2 separate regions of the Homo sapiens genome follow, and region 1 is linked to region 2. A link is an interaction called in ENCODE POLR2A ChIA-PET data of the cell type or tissue named here. Cell type or tissue: PC-9. All regions are shown on one strand. Each heading gives the region's core, and the rest is flanking DNA. Links, peaks and the distances in the headings are about the cores only.

Region 1 (6,478 bases), core at 549-5,548, 100 kb before region 2:
AATGCTGCCACTTCCAGTGGCATCTGTTTTGCTTTGGTACCTTCACACATATTTGGACTTCCATGACAAATCTGTGAGACAGATGGAGCAGGTATTGTCTTCCATATTTAATACATGAGAACACTGAGGCTTAAAATATTTAGGAGTAGGAGTACTGGGTGTATAATTCAAATCATTCTACAATGGTGTGCTCCCCCTCCCAAAACCCCAATTTATAGTATTTGCTGATTTTCAGGTGATAGTAATTCTACCACAGCTAATTTCAAGCTACCAACATGATGTTACCACATGCAGAGTTAGGATGAGATGTACAAAACTGGCTCTCTTATCCTTCGACCCCTACCCCAGTGTTCTTTATATGCCATGAAATTAAGTATTTATGATGTTAATTTAAACACATATCTATCACCATGTCCTGGAGAGGATGCCTTACGTGTATAAGCATGCACAATATGGAGTTCCCTTATAAGAAAATCAGTCAGAGACATTTCTTCTGCATCCATTGACATGCTCAAGTTTTGATCATCCTACTCTGGTTACAATCAAGTGTACTAGAGAAGGTGGCCCTGAAGTAATCCAGGGCTGTTCCTTTACATAGGGATGAGTCGGAGATCAACAGCTCATTTCAGTCAATCCCATTCACATAATATCTTCTAGCCAAAGGTCTCCAGGTTTTTCCATGCTTCTCTAACCATCCCCATTTTACAGACAGGAGAGTCCAATGTCTCAGGAAATTAAATGACATGCTCAATGTCACACAGTACATAGAGCTGGAGTCAAGACTGGAATGCTTCCCTACTGCACCAGGATGCTTAGTCTATCACCATAAAAAACAAAGACTTCTGAAAAATGTGGCAGAGTTCAGAACACCTATGAGAAGCAATATAGAATATCAAAAGAGAGAATGTTGTGGGCCAACAGACATTCCACAAAGCCTGTTTTTGTCGTGGTTTTTAGACTATGCTCCATGGAGCCTCAAGGGGCCGAGGGGCCTAGCAACATAGAAAGAGATCAGCCTAAGTGGGCAAGACTCTGGAGTCCCCCAGCAAATGTGAATTAAAACCCTTTGTATTCCACTGTTTTACATACTGGGAGTCAGATTAAGATTTCATTTGGAAAGAGGGTTCTACAACTTAAAAAAAAAGTTAGAAAACCCCAACAAAGACCAAAGTCTAGATTGTTAATTTTCAAACAAAGCTCTTTGGTGAGAGTTACTGGCTCTCATAAACTGAAGGAGCCTCTGGCTGCTCTTTTCTCACGATCTGGAGAGATAATGTATGTGCAAACACACTGAAAATAAAGAACGTGTATGCAAACTGAAGTCAACGCAGGCCCTTTAACCCCAGTCTGATCCTTTCTGAAAGGCACTGGGTATTTCAGTACCATGTAGATTTTTCTATCATATGACTTCCCAAACATGCAGACACTCCAGGTCCTCAGCTGACATCTTGGAGGCCAGCCATGACTTCTGGCTGCCTGAACAAGTTCACAAAGGTAACTACTCTTCCCACACTTGCTGGCATGACACTATCATAGGCCACACAGACCTCGATGAGCCCTCTATGAAAATAGATGAAGCGGCTGGGAATAACAATAAGCACCAGGTTTTCAGACCTACAAATATGCAGCCACTTCATACTGCATTCCACATGAAAGGCTGAAAAAACTGTTAAAGCCAACTAAATATGGCCTGAGAAGGATTCCGTACTTCTATACTTGAGTCCTTGTGGATGAACTGTAACCTAGCTTAATAGTCAGATTGAAAACCTAACTTAGGAGTATGAGCCTGTAACAATCGCTAAGTCTTGGCCAATACCAGTGGCCATACTGCAACCATTCATACACTGCTGAGTGTTCAAACTGTGTTCAAATAAGGCAAACGCTAAGCTATCACCAATCCAGCCATTCTGTACCTCGCTTCCAATTTCTGTACATCATTTCCCTTTTTTTTTGGTTTATAAATCTTCTTTCACTACATGGCTGTGCTGGAGTCTCTGTGAATCTGGTGTGATTCTGGGGGCTGCCCAATTCACGAATCGTCCATTGCTGAATTAAACTCCATTAAATTTAATTCAGCTGATATTTTTCTTTCATCAAAACAAAGAAAAATGTCTTAAGTAGCCAAAATAATTCAATTATTTTCAGTAGAAAAGAGACGTACAGGGAATGTACTGAGCCAAGTGGTGTAGATTTAGTTTGTACTATGCTATATTAATGTAGGCTCCACTCAGAACCAATATTAAGTACTAAATATTGTCAGAGACAACATTATAAGCATATAAAGACAGACTTATACTCAAGAACATATTTTTAGACAAATATTCATCCTGAAGCTACAATGCAAAAATACATAGGAAGAGAATACATATATATTGTCTATTACTGTTATGGTTTAAAGTATTTAAATGTTTGTATTTATGTATAAAACATTTAGCTATATGTTTGCTTATGTACGTGTATTTACAATGTTGTTTTAAAGACGACTAAAATGTTACATAACTTCTTGTTAACATAAATAGACTTCAGGGCTGATACTATTATTTAAAATGCAATTAAATATCTTTAAAATATTCAAACCATATAAAATGACTATGAATTAAAGCATTTGTGGAATCAAGGTTGGAAAACTAATATCTATTAGGATAAGGATTATTAAATATTTTGCATTTTTCTAGATTTTGATGAAGATATAAAGTGAGGCTAAAATTTAGTTTTGGGCTTATCAAGGCCTCCCCATTTCACTGTCTTTTAAGATGATGTGTACTAAGAGAAAATGCTTGAATCATGTTGGTTGCTAATAAATGCAACACATTGAGAATAGCTGTTAGTGCCTTACTGAAAAATCCTTACTAAAAAATGCAGGCAGAGATGGAAAATATTCCTCTCTATTACTCTCAAAGCTTAAATTTCACCATACTTACCAGGCATGTAAAAAGTTAATCTTTAGCAAAGCAAATGTGCTTAAAATAGTCTATTGTTCTCAACAAGTTATAAACCTGGATTATAAAACTGTTAAACACTAGAGACACAAAACTCAAATACACTAATTCTTTGGCACAGTTTTTTTTCATTCTGTTACTTTCCTTTTATAAAAGCTCAGGTTTTATGACTGACGATTTAAAAAAAGAGAGAGAGAAATGGAATGCAAACTTCTATACAGAAAGCCAAGTGCTAAGAGCCATGTTTTAAAGCAGCATACACTATCTTTTAAATTACAGTTTTGGATTTGGCTGCTTTGTTGTAACAAAACACTTCATGTTCAAACATTTTATTAATATAATGTTTAGAAATATAATATTAATATATTATATTTAGACATATATTATTATATTTAGACATATAATATTAATATATTATATTTAGACATATAATATTAATATATTATAGTTAGACATATAATATTAATATATTATAGTTAGACATATAATATTAATATATTATAGTTAGACATATAATATTAATATATTATAGTTAGACATATAATATTAATATATTATAGTTAGACATATAATATTAATATATTAGTTAGACATATAATATTAATAAATATTACTAATTATATTGATATACAGAATAAAAGAAAAACTAACTCAAGGAATATGCTAAAATGTCCTTTAAAGCTAAATTTTCTTAGACCCCCCCAGACTACTACTGATAGAAAATAACAAGAGTGGAATATATTCTCAACATCATCACAGCCCTGAAAAGTTGCTATTTTTACCTCACTTTACAGACAGGCAACCTCAAGCCCAGGGACATTGAGGTCTGCTGGAATTTGATTTTCTTTTCTTTTCTTTTCTTTTTTGAATCCAGATCTTCTGATCCCAAGTCTTTTTCTTTTCCTACTTCTACAAAATTGTTTCAACAGATGACCATATCCCAATTTAAAAGAAAATAAGGAGATAATTTACAGAAATATAGACAAATTAGGAAAGGATTGAATTATTCATTTCTCACAAAGGATTTACCCCCAGATTAAGTTATCAGCTCCTATAACTCCTCTAGAGGCCAAAACTTGTCCTCAGTATTTGAGAAAACTTTCTGTAAATATGAAGTAGCTTTGTAGATAGAGCCAAGCTTGGCGAGTGATCAAATTTATGTGTGCTTCAGTTGCAGTATATTGAAAAAAAAGGTTTTAAGTGTGTCTATAATGGAGAAAGGGACGTAAACAACTATAAACATGGACACAAATATTTGAAGCCACAATTTTAGGCACTAGACAACAGTCCACGGCTGTGATCCTTGAGAGGAGGAAGACACAGGAGATAAGCTTTATGTTTACCTTGGCTTTTTGCCTTGGGGCACTTTTCAAATTGCAACCTGGGGAAGTGGAACCCAGAGAGCAGCTGGGTGAAGAAAACTGAGACCTGATTTTTGGGTGGCAGATATGGTAGGAATTTGTGGAGCAAAGTATTAGAGAGGAAGCTGCACAAGAAAAGAACTCTAGAAACATGTATAGGGGGTTTCTTGAGCCTTTAGACAAATATTAAGAAAATCATATGTGAGACCTACCCCAAACAGCTATTCTGTGAGCAGAAAAGGGTGTTTGAGGGCTACAAAAGGTCAGATGTTGGAGTTCCAACCAGCCAAGGAAAAGAGACGTTGCTGAACACTCTCAAGATTCAGCTGAGACTCCAAAAAAAGGCAATGCCTTAGAAGGACTACTCTAATCCTAAAATAAAGATCACTCTAGATTTGCCCTAAGAGAATCTAAAACCAGGCCTCCACTATTTCCAGCTGATCTGCCAGAAAATTAAATGCCTGCCAGAACAAAACTCATTACTCTTTAAAGGAAGACAATGACATCTAAAGTTTTAACATTGTTACACTACAGTGTCCACCATAAAATAAAAAATTACTACATATGTGATCTGGCTGACATCTAAAGTGAATAGCTGCTGTTTCTGCCTGCCCAAAATATCTGTCTCATACTTTTTTTTCTTTTTGAGACAGGGTCTCACTCTGTCACTTAGGCTACAGTGCAGTGGCATGATGGCGGCTCACTGTAGCTTTGGCCTCCTAGACTCAAGCAATCCTCTCCCCTCAGCCTCCCAGGTAGCTGGGACCATAGGTGTACACCACCACACTTTGCTAATTTATTTTTTATTTTAATTTTTGTAGAGATGGGTCTTACTTTGTTGCCCAGGCTGGTTTTGATCTCCTGGGCTCAAGTGATCCTCCTGCCTCGGCCTCCCTGTCTCCTACTTTTAAGAACACAAATTCATAGCAAGAGAATCTTTCTGTCCCCCAGGGAGCACATTCCATTTGGTTCAGCCAGGGCCCATTCTTACTAGTGGCCAAGTGACCAAAGGAAATAGGATGTCCTATTTCTTGGACACAGGGAGGGGCACATGACCCAAGTTGGGCCAGTGACTGTCCTCTTTGGCATAGGTCTATAAAAATGTTGTCATTCAAGCTAAGTGATGTAAGGGTGAGGGGCTGATGGCATTATGTGTGCTACAGGAAGTGAGTCTGTTCTAGGGATGGGGAAATAGAGATGTGGCTGTGGTGATTTCATTTGTGCCCTTGGATTTAGCTCTGTCAAAAGGATTTTGCAAACCTGATATGGTGAAATTCAGAAGTGTTTTAGTTCTGGATTATTAACAACAATAGTTCTGATAGAGCCTTAGATGCTCAAGTTAGCACACATGCTACACTGTGACCCACAATGTAACTTTCTAGTGAGAGAGTCAACATTTGATAGCTGAAAATTGATAGTCCTGGCTCCTTGTTAAAAAGCTGTGTCTTGGGCCAATCTCTTACCTTCCCTCCTCCTCCCTGTACACTGAGAAGAGAGACCTTCTAGGGCTCTTTCTAGTGGCAAAATTCCATGAGTCTATGAAATAAGGGACTTTCCACAGTCAGCTAGATAACAGGTTTAATGGTAATTTACAAAAGTGACTTATTCAAGGCAACAAAGAAAAGGTGTAAAATGAGAGATACAGGAATCCAGTGGCAAAGCTTAAAGAAAAAGCTCATATAGCCTCTCAATGTCCCAATTTGCTGATTCTTTGACCAATTTTTCTCCTTTTGTTTGCAAGGTTGAATTAGACCAATTTTATCCTCCAGTAATTTGGGCTCCTGAGAAATTCACTGTGAGTGAGGCAGAAACTGAATCAGGCAGGGGCATTATTGTTTTCTCTCAGCCCAGCTGTCTCTTAAAGGTTTAGAAAAAAAATCACACTTTTCCAGTTCCCACTTTCTAATGTGTAAAATTACTCATGATTATTTAAGATTGATATGACAAATAAAAATAAGAAAAGATTGTTTGTGCAGGTATTTGGATAAATGTAGTAAAATTATATTTGCTCATCATCTCTGCACTTGTTAGGATCACCAGAAACGCTAATAAATCTAATCCTTTAAATCTAATGGTATTTACTGATTTGTCTTAATGAAAACATGCTCAGTGGGATATTCCTACTGTATTTGCAAAGAGACTATGTTACCTATCTCTTAGCCTTGTGATCACGGTGAT
Region 2 (6,478 bases), core at 758-5,757:
TGACTGACAGAAGATTCAATTCTTCTTGGTGAAATAAGAAACACAGGCTCGGGAGACCTTCAAGCAGCAAATTTGCACTCTTGTGCCCTTTTATTTATAAATTATAAATTTTTATAAATTCTTAATATTTACAAATTTATACATTCTTTTATCTTCCTATCTTAGGAGACTCAAGATGAGCTTATCTGTGACTCACCATCTGTCCTATGCTCTTATATACAATCTACTTCCTTCCCGTTCTTCATGTAAATGGACTGGCCAAAGCTTTCTGAGAGGATGAGTATTATAATTAAGAAACAGAGTAGACAATAAGGCAAATGATAAATTTCACAAATAAACATGTAATAGAAACTTCAGCATTTTAACATGTAATAGAAAATATTGTTTATAATTTTATTCTGAGAACCTAGCATGTTCTTCTAAAAGTTTCAACCATTTTGGCATATCAATTTTTAAAATACGATTAGTGATGCATTTATTCGTAGTCTCAGGACTCAGAAAACCAAAAGAGACAATTAAAAAGTTCATTGTATTTCTCTAATGACCAGTGATGATGAGCTTTTTTTCATATGCTTGTTGGCCACATAAATGAGATACCATCTCACACCAGTTAGAATGGTGATCATTAAAAAGTCAAGAAACAACAGATGCTGTAGAGGATGTGGAGAAATAGGAATGCTTTTACACTGTTGGTGGGAGTGTAAATTAGTTCAACCATTGTGGAAGACAGTGTGGTGATTCCTCAAGGATCTAGAACCAGAAATACCATTTGACCCAGCAATCCCATTACTGGGTATATACCCAAAGGATTATAAATCATTCTACTGTAAAGACACATGCACACATATGTTTATTGCAGCACTATTCGCAACAGCAAAGACTTGGAACCAACCCAAATGCCCATTAATGATAGATTGGATAAAGAAAATGTGGCACATATACACCACATATACTATGGAGCCATAAAAAAGGATGAGTTCATGTCCTTTGCAGGGACATAGATGAAGCTGGAAACCATCATTATCAGCAAACTATCACAGGAACAGAAAACCAAACACCACATGTTCTCACTCATAAGTTGGAGTGGGAACTCATAAGTGGGAACAAAGAGAACACATGGACACAGGGAGGGGAACATCATACACTGTGGCCTGTTGGGTGTTGGGGGATGAAGGGCTAGGGGAGGGATAGCATTAGAAGAAATACCTAATGTAGATGACGGGTTGATGGGTGCAGCAAACCACCATGCCACGTGTATACCTATGTAACAAACCTGCATGTTCTGCACATGTATCTCAGAACTTAAAGTATAATTTAAAAAAAGTTCGTTGTATGCTTTGTTTTATGTGGTATTACACTAAACCTGCCAATCAAGAAACAAACACTCTTTTGTAGTCTCTTTTATTTACAAACAATTTTCCTGGTTAACTGTTAAAAATAACATTAACATATCTTCAGAGCAAGTACAGTACTCCTTCAAAAGCATGAAGCATAAAGCCAAAGGCAATTCAATAGGATACTATCCTCAAAATTTAGTCTTCCTTTGGTATGGGCACAGGGTAAGAAAATGCATGGCATTTGGCCCATCATACTCTTATACTTCCTCCATAGCAGACATCACTAATCAATCACAGTATTTTTTACTGCTAACCTCAGAGATCTGGCCTTGTAATACTTCCAAACACATCAGCCCTAACAGTCACCAAAATCTACTGGAGTTGGCATAAAACTATTTGCCATCCTAGGCTTTGTGATAGTCTACCAGAATTTGTAGAATCAATGGCTACTGTTCTGGTTCAGGTTTCCTATGTAAGGAAAACAAAATCAAACAAAATACAGCTACAGCAACTCAAATACACAATCCTTCCAGGAAGGATTCTTTGATAGTTCATTTAAAAACAAATCCTCAATTTTTCAATGGCTCAGAAGACTGCTGCAGACCATATGTGCTATACGTAGGTAATAATGGAACTGGAAGTACAGGGAAAAGTTCAAGCCTCAAACATAATTTACAGATGGGCAGAGCTGATTCAACTGTAAGGACCTGTATCAGATAGGTGACTGCTGCAATACTTGCTTTTCTTACTAATTGAAAAGTATATATGAAATTTGTCCAATACGCTGTAGGTAGGATAATGACTTAATATGATGAACTGCACTTTTTAATTGAAAGAACATTACGTGTATCATAAATCACAAAGGAAAACTACCACACTAATACGTGGCATTCTATACCTCATGTTCTAAAAACAAAATGTTCTATTTGGCTTGGGCCTCAAAATTCTTCATGTTCTAATTAGTCTTGAAGGCAACAGGGCTACTTTCTACAACTGTAACCATCATGCAACAAAAAGTGAGAGTCTGAAATATGATGTAAGGATTTTTTTCAAGTGAGCAAAAAATTGCTAAAAATATATTACAACAAATACGAATAGCTATAATTTGATATTATTTAAGTTAATATTTTATTTTGTAGAATAAAAATAATTTATGAAAATTGCAATGATCAAACACAATATTGAAGAACTATAATTTACTTATTTAGAAATAAATAAATGTAAGAAGTTGTTACAAGTGCTACCATTTGCAATATCTTCAATATACTTTCTTATACTAATTTTCAAATTACACATACTTAATATATATACAATGTTAGAATTGTTTTTCTGTATATTTGTATAATTTGTGTATGTGTGTATATATGTGTGTAATTTGAAAATCATATATGTCAACATATATATAGATAGATAGATATAGATAGATATAAAATCTGAAAGGCCATGCACTAGCAAGAAGATGACACTACTAGTGACTAGTTCTGGAACAATTAAACATGACAGTTTTTTAAAAATGAGCAAAACCACACACTGTAACACTTATGCCTAGGCGAGAACACCAGGTATCTCATCTTCACTATCAAGCAAATTATTTTAAAATTTCCCCCAAAACACATCATCCTTAAAGAATATGAACACCATCAACTGTTTAAAAATGTCTAATAAAGTAAAGATTCTATATAACAGACATCCTGATTACAAAAGCTAATAAAGAAAACATGTTTACAGTTCCTTAAAAGCATATGTAAAATCATGTTTAATATAATACTGCTTTAAATAGCTCACTCAGGTCTTTCTAAGGAATCTCTCAAGTAAACAATCATTTCAGGAAAATCTGAGGCCCTGAAGATCAGGAAAGAGCCTGAGGGCACAGTTGGGAAGCTCAGAAGAAGCTGCTAGGTCCACCCAGCTGCTGCTCTTTGGTGGGGAAAAGGCACTTTCAGAGACAACTCATTGTCTGGCACAGATTCTGCCTGCAAGATCGAAAGTACTTCCCTGGAATTGTGTCTCAGCCTGGCATTAGCACCCTGCTGCACAAACCACCTTGGTTTCACCCCATGGACTGGTTCTTTCCCACAGTGGTGAAATCTGACTCTCCAAGGGTTCTCTGAGGCTTGGCTTCACCCAGATCACACCTGAAGAGCAACTTGGTTTTCTTTCCCTCTACAGGGTGTTCATAGCTTCAGAGGGATTACTGCTACAAATGTACAAATTAACACAAAAGTTTTACTATCTAAATTTAAGTACTCATTTAGGTTTGTTAATTTTGTATAATCTTTTAAATTTTTAAGGTATTGTTTCAATGGTTGCCATCTTCAATCAGAGGAACTGAAACAAAAAAATTAAAATGAAAAATTTACTTTTTAAATCTGCAAAGCTAAATGAGTGTTGAAGAAATGTAAATGATTAAAATTCCAAAAAATTAGTTGCAAGTTTGTATCATTTACGGAACCGCACTACCAATTTGGGAACATCCTGTGTCTCCCATAACCTGGCGAATTTCTTTTGGATTCAAAGGTATTATTCCCTTCAAGTTAATGAATGTCCTTTGGGCAGCCTACATTTGTTGTTTTTCTCTTGAATTAAGATGAGTGTTTCATTAAAGGTATGGTTTTTGGGATTTTGAGAAATTATCTGATAGAGTATGGTTTTCTAAAATTAAGAAAAAAATTAAAATTCTTATTGTTATTGCCTTGCATTTGAGACAATTTTAACGTTCCTATTTGCTATTTGGACATCTCATTCAGGAATCTCAACTGAAGAAAATGATCTCATTATCTCAATCATGTGGACAAACATCATCAAATGCTTGCATTTGAACACTGGCCAATATATAAAAAGAGACATTGGGTATTTATGGTAGTGGTTTTCAAGATTTTTTTTTTTTTTTTTTACTGTAACCCCAGTCAGAATTCCATTTTGCAATCATGATCCAGGACATACATATAAAGGGGTGTGTGTGTGTGTGTGTGTGTGTGTGTGTGTGGTTTCACATTTTTTGGATGAAACAAATGTTTCAAATACATTTGATATACTCTAATACTTTTCTATTTTAGTCTGTTTACTTAAAACTTTTGTTGATCGTGACTTATTATGTTAATTCAAGGCCCACTAATGTGTTGGCAGGTAAGTCTGTAAAACAATAAACTAAGTATAATGGGTTAGTCAATACACAGCAGGGTTACTACATTAATCCTTTTATAGTTTGTTTTCTGCACTTTTTAAACTTCATTAGAAGTAGAAAAGTAGGAAGAGAACAAAAGTGCTTCTCAAACTCCAGAGTGAATCCAAACTCCAATGCAAATGAATCCCCTGGGGACCTTGTTTAAATGCAGATCCCGGGTTCAGCAGGTCTGGGCTGGAGCTCTAGATTCTGTATTTCTAATCAGCTCTTGGTGATGTGTATACTGCTGGTCTGGGGGCACCACACTCTTGAGAAACGAGGATATGGAAGTCAGTCTGAGGAGATTGAGAGGAACAGACCTAACAGAAATACAGAAATAACTGCATGGGACATTCCACTACTTTGTAGCTAACGCTGCCAAAGCAAGGGTCCTAACGCAGGATACGTACAGCACACACAAGGCAGCAAAAGAAGGCAACATCGGGTCAGTAGATCTCTCAGTGACACCGGCACCATCATAATCTTCTTCTCTGTGATCTTTATCCAATTTCCTTTCTCCATAACCTACACCCGCCCAAAAAAGTACAAGCAATGCAATCCTGTTTCTGACTGCTTGAAAGCTACTTAGGAATAGATTACCTGAATATGTGGACAGCTACTAGATCAGGCAAAGCAGAAACTGGTTACAGAAAACCAGCAAAAGAGGATCCAAACAAAGAGTGTGGAATATGTATTAACATTTTATTTAAGGAACTTAAACTGTGAAATTCACTTGTCAAAATGGTCTATGTTCCTAAAAATATGTCTTAATGTGAAGAAGTAAATCCTATCATTCAAAGCATCATTTCATAATTCTAAACGATATAGTTAGAATTACCAAACTAGGAAATGTTGAGCCAGTCATTGTAACTGTTTCTGGTACAATACTGGGTTTTTGTACTTTCAGTCTCCAGATTTTGGAGTATGCATATATTGATAAAATAAAAATATTTTTAGTTTTGAGGAAGCTATCTTTTATGTCATCATTTTTTGTAAGTATCTGGAGGGGCAGGGAATATGTTGTTCACTACTGTACCCAAGCATACCTCTGGCACATATTTGGTGCTGAATAAATATTTGATAACAAAAGAATGAATGGATGAACGTAATTTTAAAAATAACATGTTACATCTTACTATATACTTTATTAGCTAATTTGCCATAACATATTCACTTTATTGTACTGAGCAGAAACCTTTAAAAAGGAGGCAGAAGTGAAAAGTGGAATTCTCCAAATTACAATTGTTTACAATGCAGATGGGGAAAAAAGGAAGGAAAAGAAAAAAGAGATAGAGGAAGAGAGGGGAGAAGGATAGGAAGAGGCAGTGAGAGACAGAGTACAAGTGTAGGACAATGATTCGTAATTTCTGGGTGGAGTAGAATATTGGCCCACGGAGCAGGAGGTGTGTCAGAATCAACCGGAGAAAATGTTCCAATTTTCCGGATTTGGAAACATCTCCCCCTACCCCATGAGGGCGAAGATCATCATGATGAAAAAGCAGCTATAACTGATGAAAAGCTTAGGGGGTGGGGAGAGATTAAGAGGTAGAACTAAAGTCTAAACAGTGGTTTCCAACAGGGATGATTTTGCCCCCAAGAGGATACTAGGCAATGTCTAGAGAAATTTTTGATTGTCATAACTGTGGCAGGGGATAGGGGGAGCAGTGCTAATGAGATCCAGTAACTAGAAGCCAGAGATGCTGCTAAATATCCTATAATGCGGCCGGGCGCGGGGGTTAACGCCTGTAATCCCAGCACTTTGGGAGGCCAAGGTGGGAGGATCACGAGGTCAGGAGATCGAGACCATCCTGGCTAACACGGTGAAACCCCGTCTCTATTAAAAATACAAAAAAAAAATTTGCCTGGCGTGGTGGTGGGCGCCTGTAGTCCCAGCTACTCGGGAGGCTGAGGCAGGAGAATGGCGTGAACCTGGGAGGCGGGGCTAGCAGTGAGCTGAGATTGCGCCACCGCACTCCAG

What was found. Peaks named below come from ENCODE experiments on the same cell type or tissue, not always from the same donor. Only the 100,000 strongest peaks of a DNase experiment are listed, where the experiment ranks them.
Region 1: POLR2A ChIA-PET joins it to region 2 with 6 read pairs; 2 of 35 experiments call an interaction of 5 or more read pairs at or near these places.

Annotation. Positions count from the first base shown.
Region 1 is chr3:24,372,010-24,378,487 of GRCh38, forward strand. The region is part of intron 1 of THRB (thyroid hormone receptor beta); the gene reads right to left. Among named protein-coding and RNA genes, the nearest start is that of THRB-AS1, 120 kb to the right of the region's middle. In PC-9, for the core only: no CTCF peak of the experiment used is centred there; no DNase peak of the experiment used is centred there.
Region 2 is chr3:24,472,796-24,479,273 of GRCh38, forward strand. The region is part of intron 1 of THRB (thyroid hormone receptor beta); the gene reads right to left. Among named protein-coding and RNA genes, the nearest start is that of THRB-AS1, 18 kb to the right of the region's middle. In PC-9, for the core only: no CTCF peak of the experiment used is centred there; a DNase peak (open chromatin) is centred at 3,236; H3K27ac peaks cover 932 bases.